Linked DNA regions of Homo sapiens: all the other regions are linked to region 2. Evidence: chromatin contacts called from ENCODE Hi-C or POLR2A ChIA-PET data. All regions are on one chromosome and are shown on one strand. The core of a region is the stretch at or near the end of the contact, and the rest is flanking DNA. Distances in the headings are between cores, read along the strand shown.

Region 1 (2,700 bases), core at 137-2,636, 1.3 Mb after region 2:
GTACTTCAAATTATCTTCTTGGTAATTTTTAATAGATTTTGCTAACTCCTTGGTAACTTTTATTACAAGGTAAAACAAAACTGATGAAAGTGGCTGACATACCGGGGACGTGAGCAGAACGGCTTGGCCACTTCCTTAACATGGCCCCGGGTTCACCCGCTAGTCCGGAACTACAGTTTCTCTGCCACAGTGTCTGCGCCTGTCCACTTGCAGGCATTAATTTTGGTGAATATGAAGAGAGTTAATATAACCAGTGTGTCCTCTTCTCCATGGCAGCGCCCAGGGACAGACCTGCAGTGACCACCACCTGCCCCTCTCTGCCAGGCCCAACCACGGGCTTTCTTCTCAGAGCTGAGCTGATGTGGCCGTCTGGCTGACTAGGAGGGGCCCGGGGTCAGCCTGGAGGGGGGGTATTTGTAAAGCTTAATTTCTCTTTTTTTTTTTTTTTAGGTAAAATCACAGTTTATCCCTGCACCTTCATAGATTATGTTGCTCGTCTTAGAGACCACCAGGCAGCGAATGGAGTCAAGCCCTTGCGCTCTCCGAGAGTCCTGCCCTGACTACAGGACTAGTTTCTCCCATTCTTTCCTTCTCCAGGATAAAGTTCCTCATTCCTGTCTTTTAGTGAGCAGTATGGTTTAGGTGGACAGAGATTCCTTTGGTGCAGTTTTTTTCAAGGAGGTGATGTTATTTTTTCCTTCCCAGGTCTTGAGGGGACATTCAAAGCAGGCAGAGAGGGGTTGGGATGGCTCCAGATGGCTGGGAGGGAGAACACCAGCTGGTCACGCAGCCCCTCGTGCCAGTGCGCATCAGGTACAGTGTGGAGGCGGGAAAGGGACAAAAAGACGGCAGTCTCTTCCCTGAGCCTATGCCAACCCAGCCTTAAAGCCAGTGGATCGAATCAAGCCATTTGTGGCATTATCTATTGCTGCGTACGAACTTAGCCTGGCACAATGCCTGTAATCCCAGCTACTCGGGAAGTTGAGGCAGGAGAATCGCTTGAGCCTGGGAGGCAGAGGTTGCAGTGAGCCGAGATGGTGTCACTGCACTCCAGCCTGGGTGACAGAGCAAGGCCTTGTCTCAAAAAGAAAAAAAAAAAAAAAAAAGAATTATACACCACTCAGTTTTAGGAGGGGCAGAACACGGGGAGAGCCCTACAGGATCAGAGGGGCAACCAACAAGCTGTTTCAGAAGGCATGGGGCAGCTCAGCAACCATAAGTTATGCGTGGGCTTTGCTCTCGGGAGAGAGGTTTCCTGCAGCCGAAGGACTCACAGCTAATCTGGGTCAGGAGCGGCTGCCGGCTCCCCCACTCCTGGAGATGAGCGACTCTGTGACGTCACGGGAGGCGCGGGCGGAGCGCCGGGGAAGCGAAGTAGGCAGGGGCGAGGCGGCTGGGGACCGCGGGGCGGACGGGAGCGAGTATGTCCGCTCTGACTCGGCTGGCGTCTTTCGCTCGCGTTGGAGGCCGCCTTTTCAGAAGCGGCTGCGCACGGACTGCTGGAGATGGTGGAGTCCGTCAGTGAGTGTGGGGCTGGGGATGGGGGCCTCGCCGGCCTGTAGCGGACAGCGCGGGTCCCTGGGACGCTCTCACCTTGACTGGGGCGCCTGAAGAGGCCGCGTCCCGAGGCATGCTGGGACCTGTAGTCCGCGTGTCTCCTGAAGCCGCGACTCGAGGAGAGGGACCCCGCTGGCCGGAGGGAGAGGGAGAGACTTCGCTGGGCAGATGGGACACCGTGTGCAGGGCCGTCATGGTAGTAGGGGCCGCCTGCCCTCGGGAGACGCACGCGTGAATGCGGAGCGGGCTGAGCCAGTCGGCGCCGGCGCGGGCGGTCCAGGCGGAGGAAGCAGCGTGCGCGGCGGGTGTGGACGCTCCTGGAGCGAGGCGGGGGGCGGCGGCGGTGAGGCCTAGGGAGGGCGCGGTCCAGGGTCCCGGTGCCTGGCTGCGGAATTTAGGGTAGAGTCTGTTCGGCAGCCTTTAATCGGAGACGTCACGTGGCCGCTTTTTAATGCTGAAAAATCACTCTGGCTGCAGGGAGTGGAGGCTGTCGCCCAGAGAGAGCGCCGTCGGGTGAGAGGAGCAGAAAGCCGGAAGCCAACGCTGGGGCAGCCGTGGCGTTTAGGAGAGTGACAGGCAGAGCCGCCCGCGAGGTGGCCCGAGACGCAGACCGGAGGGCGGAGGGCTGGGGGTGCGAGGTAGGGAGCGGGTGCGAGGTAGGGAGCAGCTGCCGAAGCCGAGTTAGTGGTGTGCAGAGATTCCGTAAGAGCAGGACTGGAAAAGAGTCATGGATGATTCCAGGTCCCTTAGATCATCAGCTACACTTTACCAAGAGGCAGTGTGGGGTCGTGATTCCAAGCGGGATTCTGGCCGCACAGTGGCTGGGTTCAAATCCCACCTCTGCCACACTCCAGCTGTGGGACCTTGGAAAAGTTTCTTATTCTCTTAATGCCTCAGTTTCCTCACCCATTTGGCGTCCATTTGCAAGGAACTAAATGAGTTACTGTTATCTAAAGCGTGTTTGTGTGTTTTAGGAGATGGGGTCTAACTCTGTCAGGCAGGCTGGAGTGCAGTGGCGCGATCCTAGCTCACTGCAGCCTCTAACTCCTGGGCTCAAGTGATTCTCCAGCCTCGGCCTCCCAAAGTGTTGGGAATACAGGCGAGCCACTGCGCTTGGTCTCACTAAAGTGTTTAAAACAATTG
Region 2 (2,700 bases), core at 27-2,526:
TTCATTTTTCTTACAGTTTTAGATTTCTTTTTAAGCAACCTTTCTTCCTGCACACTGACCTATGTCTTACTTAAGGAATTTTTTTTTTTAGAAGTCTCGCTCTGTCGCGCAGGTTGCAGCGCAGTGGCGTCATCTCGACTCACTGCAACCTCCGTCTCCCGGGTTCAAACGATTCTCCTGCCTCAGCCTCCCGAGTAGCTGGGGAGGCGCCCGCCATCACGCCCGGCTAATTTTTATATTTTTAGTAGAGACAGGGTTTCACCATGTTGGCCAGGCTGATCTTGAACTCCTGACCTCAGGCAATCCACCTCCCTTGGCCTCCCAAAGTGCGGGGTTTACAGGCGTGAGCCACCGCGCCCGGCAAGGAATTAATATTTTACTAAAACAGTTTTTAGAAACACCAGGGAAAGGCTCAGGGCTAAGTATTTTATTCCAGTTTGTTCTAACAGCCACGCCATAGCAGACGTGTGACCACCTCCACCAGCCCTACGAGGGGTAGAACTGAAGCCAAGGCCCCAGTCACGGGCCGGGCTTCAGAATCCAGGCTTCCCTGCGGCCAGCGCCGCTGGCTCCCTGCTCCCCGAGATCGCCTCCCCAGTAGCTGAGAATACGCTGAGTTTTTATGGTTTCACATTCAGACTAAGCCGCCCGCGACCTTGTAGGTAAAGATGAATCCGAATGGGTCGGCGCGCCTGTTTCCTAGGGTACTGCTTTCGGGCGCTTTCTCCTGAAGTTGACACTTCCCAGCCGAGGAGCCTTAAAGCCCCACGCAGCGGAAGGAACGCGGCCCCGGCGGCGGCGAGACAGGCCTGCTCCCGGCCGGGAAAGGCGCACGAGAACCAGGACGCGTCCACGCCACTCGGGGCGGGCGTTCGCCCCGAGCACGCCCACCTCAGACGCCAAGGAGGCTGACCGCAGTCCGGTCGACGATGGGCATGGTCTCTACTTACTTTCCGCCCAGGCTAACCTCTAGCGCATTTTGCTAATTTGGGTCTGAATCGCCATCACCGCGGGCAGCGCAGCCTTAGCCGCCAGCCCTACAGCCGGGAGGGAATGTAATGTAAGGTTTGGCGCCTCGGGGCGGATCCGGCTTGCACAGTCAGTTAAGGAACCAGAGTATCGCGAGATCCGGGGTAAAGGGGCGGGAGGAGCGCGCGTGCACGCGCCCAGAGCCGTTAGGGTGGAACTCCACTCGGGCGGGGCGGGCGGAGTGATACAGCTGGACGCCAGTTGGTGGAGCCCCCGCGGGAAACGACTGAGCGCGAGGAGCGTGCGCGCTCCCGTCGTGGCGACGGTGGCGGCGAGCGGCGTCAGAGCTTGAGGGGGGGTTGACGGCTTCTGGCGGGTGGCGGTGTTGAAGGCGAGAGCTTGCTTGGCCCGTGTCGCTTCTGTCCCAAGAACCGGACGGAGAGTGAGGGCACGAGGGTCGCTGTCGGGGGCTGTCGTCTTCCACGTACACGTCGTCGTGAGGAGCGCAGTCCGGACTCTTCCCGCAACCCCTCCGGCTCCCTTTCCGCACGCCTCGAGGCGGCGGCGGCCACCGAGACAGCAGCGCACCTTCCCCCATCCCTTCCCCTTATCCCCCAGCCCAAAAGGGCCCGGTCTGCGCCCCACCCCCGCCCGTCCGCCCGCTACGCCGCCGCCATGTCGGCGCAGGCCCAGATGCGCGCGATGCTGGACCAGTTGATGGGCACCTCCCGGGACGGTAAGTCTCTGCCAGGGCCCTGGGGGTGGGGGAGGGGACGGGGACGGCGAAGGGAAGGGGTTCCGAGGGCGCACCTGGGCGCGCGCGTGTGGCTGAGTAAGGGGCTCCCAGATTGGTAACACGAGGTCCCCGTCCCCCGTCCCATCCAATCAGGGCTCGGCAGGCGGGCAGGGGGGGCGGTGACCATGCGGATTGGCGGGAACTGCTGCCAATGGGGTGAGGCGGGGCCTGGAGGCAGAAAGGAGAGTTTGTGCTTTTAATGTTGACTTGGCTGAGACGGGAGAGCCCGCGTCTCTGTTGCGTAGTTGGGGGGCCCGTTTTGTCGCTGGTTAGGTACCTGCGGAAAGCTAAGGCCTCCACCCCCGATATAATTCCTTAACCCAGAGCTTTGGGATCATCCCTCGCCGCCGTCCTCCAGAGTACCTAGAGAGAAGCTTCCCCCTCCTCTTCCTGGGTCAGGAGGAAACCTTTATTACTAACCCAGTCTCAGAGATGCACCCTCGAGCCCCACAGAAACAACCATTTTTATGGAAAATCTGACCCAAACCATGGTTTCTTAAGTGGGTGTGTTTGGCCCCATTTTGTGAGAAGGAACATGTTATGGCCTGTTTTTCCGAGAGACCTCCATTTTGTTAGACAATTTAATAGAGGCTTTGTTCAGTAAATATTGACAAATGTTGCATGTCCCTAACAGAACGATTTTGAAAATTTGGTACCCAGTGAAGTAGAATAGAGGAGAACAAAGATCCTTTCAGGCGTTTAGTTTAGAATCTGTATAGAGAGCCCTTAATTGCTGGATTATCCTTTGTCATAAAGAGAATTTCTAAATAAAATGATGAAATGCTGTTGCTTTTTTGGTGATGTTAATTAGTAATGTACTCTCAAATTCAACTTAAATACATTCAAATATGTAGGAAAGGTCTAGTTCATTACTTTCTTAACACAGCAAAATCCTTGGTAGTTTTTATGTGTTGCTTCTTTAGGCAGATAGTTTC
Region 3 (2,700 bases), core at 123-2,622, 1.7 Mb after region 2:
GTGCATGTCAATTACATTTTGATTCACATGAAACCATTCTCGGGGAGTACAAGTCACTTTAAGTGTTACCTTTCTTTAAATGTGAACTAAAGAAAACTGTACTCTCATGAAAAAAGTTAACTGGAGCTGAAAATGCTAAGCAAAAACAAATTACTCAAATGTGCTGAGCAAAACAAATTAAGCCCACATGAGAAGAAAATTCCCATATTTTTACTTTGGCATAACAGGGCAAACTTCTTTGATCTTTTTGATAGGTCTGATGCATTTAAAAGATTATTTCAATAAGTGGCTTTGTATTAGGTTTGCCTTTTCTCTTTGAAAGGTAAAGATGAAGTGCAAGAGTTCTTAACCGGGATGTGCTTCAGCGTTTTGAAAACAGTGGAAGTGTACATCTGTATGCCGATATGTGTATGTATGTGTGTGTGTAAATTGTTCTGGGAGAGAGCTTTCTCCAGTTTCCCAAAAACCATTGGTTAGCAGAACGCACCAGCTGCAGAATAAAAAAGCTGGTTGGAATCTCGCCTCTGCCTTTTAATGGCCACGTCGTTTTTGTAATGGTGCTTATTCTCTGCCAGGTTCTCTCATCGACTACACGAGGACAGTCATACTATCTGCGATGTGAAGCTAATATGCAAAATTCACGGCACAGTGCCCACCCTAATAACCATCAGGATCCAAGGAATTCACATACAGTGTACACACGTTGTCATAGAAACAATCTAAACATAAAAACAATCTCAACAGAATGCTTAAAAACAAAAAAACCCGGTACCGATTATTTTACGGAGTCATAGAGGCATCAACGGCACTGAAAATGTATTAGCTGCATTCAGTTCATCAAGAACAATCTTCAACTCCCTCCACCTGACTCGATCATGCCTGACTGTGATGGAAACTGTAGTATTGTCAAGTCAACCGATGTTTGACTCGGGAGCGCATTTCGCAAATATTTTTCTTAAATATCACCTTACCGTATTTTTCTTAAGGTGGTTACAAAATTAATCTGCAGCCCACCACCCAAAGCTACAGTGCCGAAGGCCGTGTGATGAGCAGAGAAACTGAGCCTTCTACTGTTAACCAATATGGAAGAGAGTAATTGCGCCTGAGAGGAAATTACGGCAGCGGAAACGCGGGTATTCTACGTTTAAGAAATCCCCCAACTGAGGCAGAAAAAGGCCAAGTTATTTGTGTGATGCACGTGAACCGCCCGAGCTGGTCACTAATGAAGTGGATTCGCCCTATTCCTGGCGACTCTACAAGGTTGGAGACCCCCGTAGACTTCGCAGCCATCGCCCCTTGCTGCAGACCCCCAAAGTCACCGACAGCCTTACCTAGACCTGACCTTCCTCACCCACGCGCCCTCGTCCCGGAAGGCCCGCCCTCTACCCGGCTCCAAGCTCGCGCAGGCAACTATTACGGGGAGCAGTAGAGAAACGGAAGCTTGGCAGCTAGAGCGGAGCCCTAGTGAACGACCCGGAGTTACTGGCTCCCCCTCCTGAGGCCTCCGAGGTGTACCTGGCGCCTGCGCAGTAAGGCTAGCGCCGCCGCCTGTGCGGAGGACCCGGGGAGGTGGTGGGCTGGGGAGAGTTAGAAAGGTCTGGCTCTCCTGGAAGGGCATGCACGGTTCGGTAGTATGTTTTGGTGGGAATGGCTACAGACCTGCCTCCAAAAGCTCTGAAGCAATGGCGATGCGTGTGCCGTGTGGTCTTTCTGACCGACTTGCGGCGCCATCCCCCTCCCCTTCCATCTATCTGCTCATCTTCTAATAGTTAATTAGGATCCCTAGCTGCAAGCCTTCCTTGCTACTGGGTTAGGAGCGCTTTCCCCCATTGACCCAGGAGCTTCTTCAGGGAGTAGGGGATGGAACGTTTGTCTCCTCAGTAGTTATCTTAGACCTCGCTGGGCAGATAGTAGAAAGCATTGTGAGTATTTCACCCCATACTAAATCTGTTTTCAAGCAAGCCACATCCCATAGGCATTGTATGCAGCACTTACTCAATGTTTGATAGTTTGGGTGAGGAAACTGTACTCGTTTTCTGAGTATCGTTCAAGGCATTTTATAAATATTTCAAAATGTACCCTGGAATTAATATCGGTAGTGAGTTGCCTACCTAGTGGGTATTGTATTTACACCCTCTTTCCTCCTACAGAATTTACTTTTAAGTTAGAATTTGACGTCTAATCAATCTATGCTATAGGATTTGCTTTTATCAAGTTAAGTTTTGACATGTTATCAGCCTTATATGATATAGTAAACAGCCTTATAAAGTTGGGTCTAGTGACTACATTTAAGTTTACAAAGGGGTAATGAGTATCCTATACATGGCTACAGTCCAGAAAAGAAGTCCTAAGGAGCGAAACTCCTGGGAGAAATTTCGTCTTGTCTTTTGTACTTGTTTCTGTGGAGTTGGCTTGTTTTTATGTAATGGCCACTGAATCATATAAACAAGAAGACTTCCTTTACGTGTAAGCTGCTGGTTTAAAGCCAAATTTTAATTGGCTCGAGGCAAGAGCTATATATATGTGTGTGTATATATATATATACACACACATATATATATTTTTTGCATAAACCTTGTTGGCTTCGTTTTGTATATCCTTCCTGTTTTTTCCTTTTCACGTATGAATTATTGGTGTTATCAATGTTTTGTGAATTACTATAAGCTACCATAAATCTTTCTTGAAACATAGCTAGGTATA
Region 4 (2,700 bases), core at 1-2,500, 1.0 Mb after region 2:
GCCTCCCAGGTTCAAGCGATTCTCCTGCCTCAGCCTCCCGAGTAGCTGGGATTACAGGCATGCGCCACGACGCCCAGCTAATCTTTGTATTTTTAGTAGAGACGGGGTTTCACCATGTTGGCCAGGCTGGTCTTGAACTCCTGACCTCAAGGAATCCACAGGCCTCGGCCTCCCAAAGTGCTGGGATTACAGGCATGAGACACCGCGCCCAACCCGAAGCTCAATTTCCTCATGTATTAATTAAATGAGATAATTTATATGGAGTTCTTAGTATAGAGCCTAGTATCCAAGAAACATCAAACAAACTGAAAAGAAATCATTTAAGCACCAAAGCACTGAAGACATTCCCTTCAACAACTGTTATATATATTTATGTATGTATAAATTTGTGTAAAGGTAGAAATAAACCGGTGGACAAAAAGATAACAACTGAATGATTTTGCTCACCCCAGGAACCACTCCTCCCTATAAACTATAAACTTTTCAGTAAGAGTTACCACGAGATAGCCTACCATCTTACATTTCAAAAAAACACTAAAAACTCCGGGGACACATTCCCATTATCTCCTGTCAAAACTGAGAATAAACAGAACACACCCTGCGAAGAATAAGGAGGGAATGACGAATAATTTGACCAAATTCCTTGACTGAGTTCATGCTAGTTACCAGAAAACAAAACCAGTCACTCACTGAGACCACGCTTCTTCTCTGACCTCTATACATCCTTTCCAAAGAGCTTCCTTCCCCACCTACCTGAAAAGCATCCCCTCTCCCCTGGTCCGAACGACAAGCCCTTTTCTGATCAAGTCAGAATCTCCCAGACCCACGGCCGGAGGACAGGCGGGCGAGGAGCACAAAAGCCTCTGCCGCATGGATCGGGGCCGGGCCGCAGGGTCCCCCGGGGGTCCTTCTCCTCCCCATCCACCCCATCGCAGCCTCCCCGTGACGGCCGGGACCCCAGGCCCGGGCCCAGGGAGGAGAAGGAGGGGGCGAGCGGCCGACCCTGCCTGGGCGCCCCACCCAAGGGGGGCCGCCACCTACATCTCCCCACCGCCCTCCCGACCCGGGAAGCCCCTCGGATTGGACCCGCCCCCGCCCCAGCAGGTCTTCGGCCCCACGCATCACCGCTTGCGCACCCGAGATCCGCAGTGGTCGCCGCTCTCCAGCCCCGGCTCCGCTCGCCGGGTCAGCTTGGCTCCGCTGCCCGCCTCCCCCGCCGCCAGCTCACCCCTGGCGGTGCGACCAGGGTTTCCGGACGCCCACGTGACCCTCCCGTCGCGGGGCACGCTGGGAGTTGTAGTCCCGCCACGCGGCCTCACCTGCCGGCGCGGAGGAGGGCGAGGAGGGCGGAGGCTGGGAGCCCACAGAACTCTGCTGCTGCGGACCTGGCCAGTAATGTTAGCTGCAAAAGACGAGAGGTAGAGAGAAGAAATGATATGGGGAGAACTGGTGCATCCTTTTTTTTTTTTTTTTTTTTTTTTTTTCAAAAAAGCGGTATTCGGTCTTTGTTTTTATAAAAAGTAACGTGCTGCTAAGTGTGCTACTGACCGGCCTAAATTTTAGGTGTCTAATTAAATGCAGGCCGGGCACAGTGGGCTCACGCCTGTAATCCAACACTTTAGGAGGTCGAGAAGGGAGGATCACTTGAACCCAGTAGTTCAAGACCAGCCTTAGCAACATAGCCAGACCCCATCTCTACAAAAAATGTTAAAATTAGCCAGGAGTAGTGGCATGTGCCTGTGGTCCCTGCTACTGGGGCGACCGAGGTGCGAGGATCGCTTGAGCCCAAAAGTTTGAGGCTGGCAGCTGTGATTGCTCCACTGCACCAGCCTGGGCAACAGAACGAGACCCTGCCTCCAAAAAAAAAAAATCCAACACAAGTGTCTCACACCTGTAATCCTAACACTTTGGGAGGCCGAAGTAGGAGCATCATTTGAGAACAAGAGTTTGAGACCAGCCTGGGCAAGGTAGTGAGAGCCGCCCCCCATCCACCACCACCACCGCCGCCACCGTTTCTTAAATAAAGGGAAAAAATACAGACACTTGTTCGAATTTTAAAGAAAAAAAACTTCTCTTAATCCAGAAAATCTCCACAACAACCATTACATACCTGTTCTCAAGATAAACAATCACTAGTCTTCAAATAACAGAACTTGACAACACCTTTTGTCAAACATAGTTCCTCCTTACTTAATAGTAGTAATTGGGGAGACCACTCATGTTGGCTTTATCCAGAAGCAAAACAAACTTCGCATAACTTTTTGTTGTTGTTGTTCGTTTTTTAAACTTCGCATATCTTTTTGTTTGTTTGTTTTTTGTTTTTGAGACGGAGTCTTGCTCTGTTACCCAGGCTGGAGTGCAGTGGCGTGATCTCAGCTCACTGCAAGCTCCGCCTCCCGGGTTCAAGGGATTCTCCTGCCTCAGCCTCCCGAATAGCTGGGACTACAGGCGCCCGCCACCACGCCTGGCTAATTTTTTTGTATTTTTAGTAGAGACGGGGTTTCACCGTGTTAGCCAGGATGGTCTCGATCTCCTGACCTCGTGATCTGCCCTCCTTGGCCTCCCAAAGTTCTAGCATTACAGGTGTGAGCCACCGCAGCCGGCCAAAGTTCGCATATCTTTATAGCAGGAGGTAGTTTTACAAATTGGAGCAAGGCGCCCATACCCACTAATTTAGTCTCTTACCCTCATGTAGGAACT
Region 5 (2,700 bases), core at 26-2,525, 1.3 Mb after region 2:
ATATGGCCTTTCCGGAGCCTTTCCCCAAGGTCCAACACAATTGCCGAATTAATGCAGCCGAGGACACAGCATCCAGTTCCTACTCCTGCAGCCCAGTTACCCCCATCCAACACCACCCCCCTACCCAACCCCCGCTGAAAAGCGGACCTGTGTTCAGAACCTGCCTTCATACTTTTCAGCCATGCTCTTTGGAATAATGAAAGATACGAAGAAGTCAGTGGGAAGATAGACATGGGGAGGGGGACATAGAGGGTGCCTTTGCGTTTTGCTACCCAGGACCCAGGACTCAAGGGCAGGGTGGTCTTGGCCTGGGGTCGCCGTCCTCTTTAAGGGGCGGGTCAAGGGACCCTGGCTGCCCGGGCCTCTGCCACCGACCCTCTGCTCCCTCCGACCCTCACCGCCCAGCACCCAGCCCTCTGCCCCCACCGGCCACCCTGTAACAGCCCAGCGGGTTCACCTTGCCTGCTGCCTAGACAGAGCCGATTTATCAAGACAGGGGCATTGCAATAGAGAAGGAGTAATTCACACAGATCAGGCTGCGCGGGACACTGGGCAGAGTTTTTAAGGACAACTTGGTGGGTGGGGGAAGGCCAGTGAGTCGAGAGTGCTGATTGGTTGGGTCGGAGGTGAAATCTTAGGGAACTGAAGCTGTCCTCTTGTGCTGAGTTAGTTCCGGAGTGGGGGCCTAAGATCAGATGACCTGGTTTATCGATCTGGTAGGTGTCAGTTGATCCATCAAGTGCAGGGTCTGCAAAATATCTTGAGCACTGATCTTATTAGCAGTTTAGGGAGGGTCAGAATACTGTAGCCTTGCTGCCTGACTCCTAAATCATACTTTCTAATCTTTTGGTTAATTTGTTAGTCCTACAAAGACAGTCTATTCCCCAGGCAAGAAGGAGGTTTGTTTTCAGAAAGGGCTGTTATCATCTTTGTTTTAAACTATAAAGTATAAACTAAGTTCCTCCCAAAGTTAGTTCAGCCAACGCCCAGGAATGAACAAGGACAGCTTGGAGGTTAGAAGCAAGATGGAGTTGGTTAGGTCAGATCTCTTTCATTATCTGTTATAATTTTGCAATGGCGGTTTCAACCTAGTGGCCGAACCCGTCCCATCCATCTCCCGCGCCCCTCCGCTCCACCACAGCCCTCGGTGCCTCGGTTCCCTGCACCTGCACTCCCGCCCGCCCCCGACGCTCCGCCCCCGACGCTCCGCCCGCCCTCCACGCTCCGCCCCGCCCTCCCGGCCCCCGCCTGCGCCCGCGCCCTGGGCTGGTGCCCGCCACCCCAGCGATCTCATACTGGCCCCTGGGCGCACGGTGACCCTGCGGCTGCCCGGCCCCTGCCTCCGCCCGCGCGGCCCCCTCGCTCAGGTCGCGGGCGCCCGGGGCCTGGCTTCGCGTGGGTCCTGGCTCCTCCCGTTCCGCAGTTGGTGCCGTCTGACAGCCCCTTCCGCGCGGCGCGGCGCGGCGCGGCGGGTGTCGGGCGGGGCGCGGGCCTCCGGCCTGAGGCCCGGCGAGGTGCTGGAGGGAGCGGGGCGCGGATCCGGCCCAGATGGGCAGCTCCGTCCGCGGGGTCAGGGCCGGGCTTCGGCTTCACCGCAGCCTCGCCTGAGCGGGCGCCTCTGAAGTGGAGGGCGGGCCGCCTGGGCCGCGGGCCTCGGGAGGATGGTGGCGCCCTGGCGCGTCTCCGTCAGGGTTTGCCTGTCGCACCTGAGGTGCTTCGAGCTCAGACAGGGACTCAGCCTCCTGAGGCCCTCCGAGTGCCCTCGCGATGCCAGGCTCTGCTGGCTTCTGCTGGGCACTTTGCCCAAGGTCGTCTCCCTGTGCGGGGACGTGGGTGAGGGGGCCCCTGACGTTCTGAGTCGGCGAAGGGTCCGCTGCAGCGGGGCGGCTGGCGCGGGGCCCGCGGAGAGCCTCCCCCGAGCGGGACCTCTGGGCGGCGTCTTCCTGCATCTCCGCCTCTGGCTTCGCGCCGGCGCTCTGTTGGTGAAATTCTTCCCCCTCCTACTCCTCTACCCCCTCACCTACCTGGCTCCCAGCGTCTCCACCCTCTGGCTCCACCTGCTTCTGAAAGCCACCGAGACCTCAGGCCCAACCTACATCAAACTGGGCCAGTGGGCCAGCACCCGGCGCGATCTGTTTTCGGAGGCTTTCTGTGCCCAATTTTCCAAGCTGCATGTCCGAGTGACGCCCCACCCGTGGACTCACACTGAGCGCTTCCTTCGGCAGGCTTTTGGGGATGACTGGGGGAGCATCCTCTCTTTTGAGAACCGGGAACCTGTGGGCTCAGGCTGCGTGGCCCAGGTGTACAAAGCATACGCCAACACTGCCTTCCTGGAGACTGACAGCGTCCAGAGACTTGGCAGGGCCTCCTGTCTGCCGCCCTTCTCACATACTGGGGCAGTCGGTGGGCTGAGAGAGCTCTTTGGATACCTTGGAAATGGCCGGAAACCTCCAGAAAATCTCGCAGACCAGTCGTTTCTAGAAAGGCTGCTCCTCCCTAAAGCTGACCTGGTTGGATCAAATGCAGGGGTGTCTCGGGCTCAGGTCCCTGGCCACCAACCTGAGGCCACCAACCTCATCTCCGTGGCAGTGAAAGTAAGTGTTGTGAGAGCTCACAGCTCACCTACCCACTGAGCTATCCCAGATCAGAAACAACCGCCATGCAAATCGCCCCCACGTTTATTTCTATTTGCCTGACCAA

The links. A loop is a pair of places that touch in the nucleus more often than their neighbours do. ChIA-PET counts read pairs that join two places held with the same protein, here RNA polymerase II (POLR2A). Pooled maps may share reads with other maps.
Region 1: a pooled map shows a loop between it and region 2 (10-fold over the local background). The contact joins the promoter of NDUFB2 here to the promoter of LUC7L2 in region 2. A Hi-C loop is called at or near these places in 9 of 50 pooled maps.
Region 3: a loop to region 2 is called in a pooled map, with 20 times the contacts of the local background. The contact joins the promoter of MRPS33 here to the promoter of LUC7L2 in region 2. A Hi-C loop is called at or near these places in 1 of 37 single-sample maps with no recorded cell type and 7 of 50 pooled maps. POLR2A ChIA-PET finds 5 or more read pairs at or near these places in 1 of 52 experiments (CD4-positive, alpha-beta T cell).
Region 4: a map of naive thymus-derived CD4-positive, alpha-beta T cell shows a loop between it and region 2 (5-fold over the local background). The contact joins the promoter of SLC37A3 here to the promoter of LUC7L2 in region 2. A Hi-C loop is called at or near these places in 1 of 168 maps with a recorded cell type or tissue (naive thymus-derived CD4-positive, alpha-beta T cell) and 8 of 50 pooled maps. POLR2A ChIA-PET finds 5 or more read pairs at or near these places in 2 of 52 experiments (A673 and OCI-LY7).
Region 5: a map of OCI-LY7 shows a loop between it and region 2 (5-fold over the local background). The contact joins the promoter of ADCK2 here to the promoter of LUC7L2 in region 2. A Hi-C loop is called at or near these places in 1 of 168 maps with a recorded cell type or tissue (OCI-LY7), 2 of 37 single-sample maps with no recorded cell type and 6 of 50 pooled maps.

What each region holds. Positions count from the first base shown.
Region 1 is chr7:140,695,322-140,698,021 of GRCh38, forward strand. It overlaps NDUFB2 (NADH:ubiquinone oxidoreductase subunit B2), which reads left to right and starts at 1,387. Exons shown (of 4, transcript NM_004546.3): 1 at 1,387-1,521. The coding sequence starts at 1,424. It overlaps NDUFB2-AS1 (NDUFB2 antisense RNA 1), which reads right to left and starts at 1,756. Exons shown (of 2, transcript NR_024454.1): 1 at 1,594-1,756; 2 at 15-1,499. RefSeq lists an enhancer at 1,396-1,705.
Region 2 is chr7:139,358,618-139,361,317 of GRCh38, forward strand. LUC7L2 (LUC7 like 2, pre-mRNA splicing factor) reads left to right here and starts at 1,277. Exons shown (of 10, transcript NM_016019.5): 1 at 1,277-1,705. The coding sequence starts at 1,645. All of the region lies in intron 2 of FMC1-LUC7L2 (FMC1-LUC7L2 readthrough), which reads left to right. RefSeq lists enhancers at 412-541, 1,262-1,311 and a silencer at 1,542-1,971.
Region 3 is chr7:141,013,580-141,016,279 of GRCh38, forward strand. MRPS33 (mitochondrial ribosomal protein S33) reads right to left here and starts at 1,373. Exons shown (of 3, transcript NM_053035.3): 1 at 1,332-1,373. RefSeq lists enhancers at 1,024-1,669, 1,132-1,181, 1,702-1,901 and a silencer at 1,246-1,554.
Region 4 is chr7:140,397,280-140,399,979 of GRCh38, forward strand. SLC37A3 (solute carrier family 37 member 3) reads right to left here and starts at 1,251. Exons shown (of 15, transcript NM_207113.3): 1 at 1,137-1,251. RefSeq lists silencers at 789-1,058, 1,169-1,398.
Region 5 is chr7:140,671,670-140,674,369 of GRCh38, forward strand. ADCK2 (aarF domain containing kinase 2) reads left to right here and starts at 1,276. Exons shown (of 8, transcript NM_052853.4): 1 at 1,276-2,594. The coding sequence starts at 1,662. RefSeq lists a silencer at 1,211-1,670.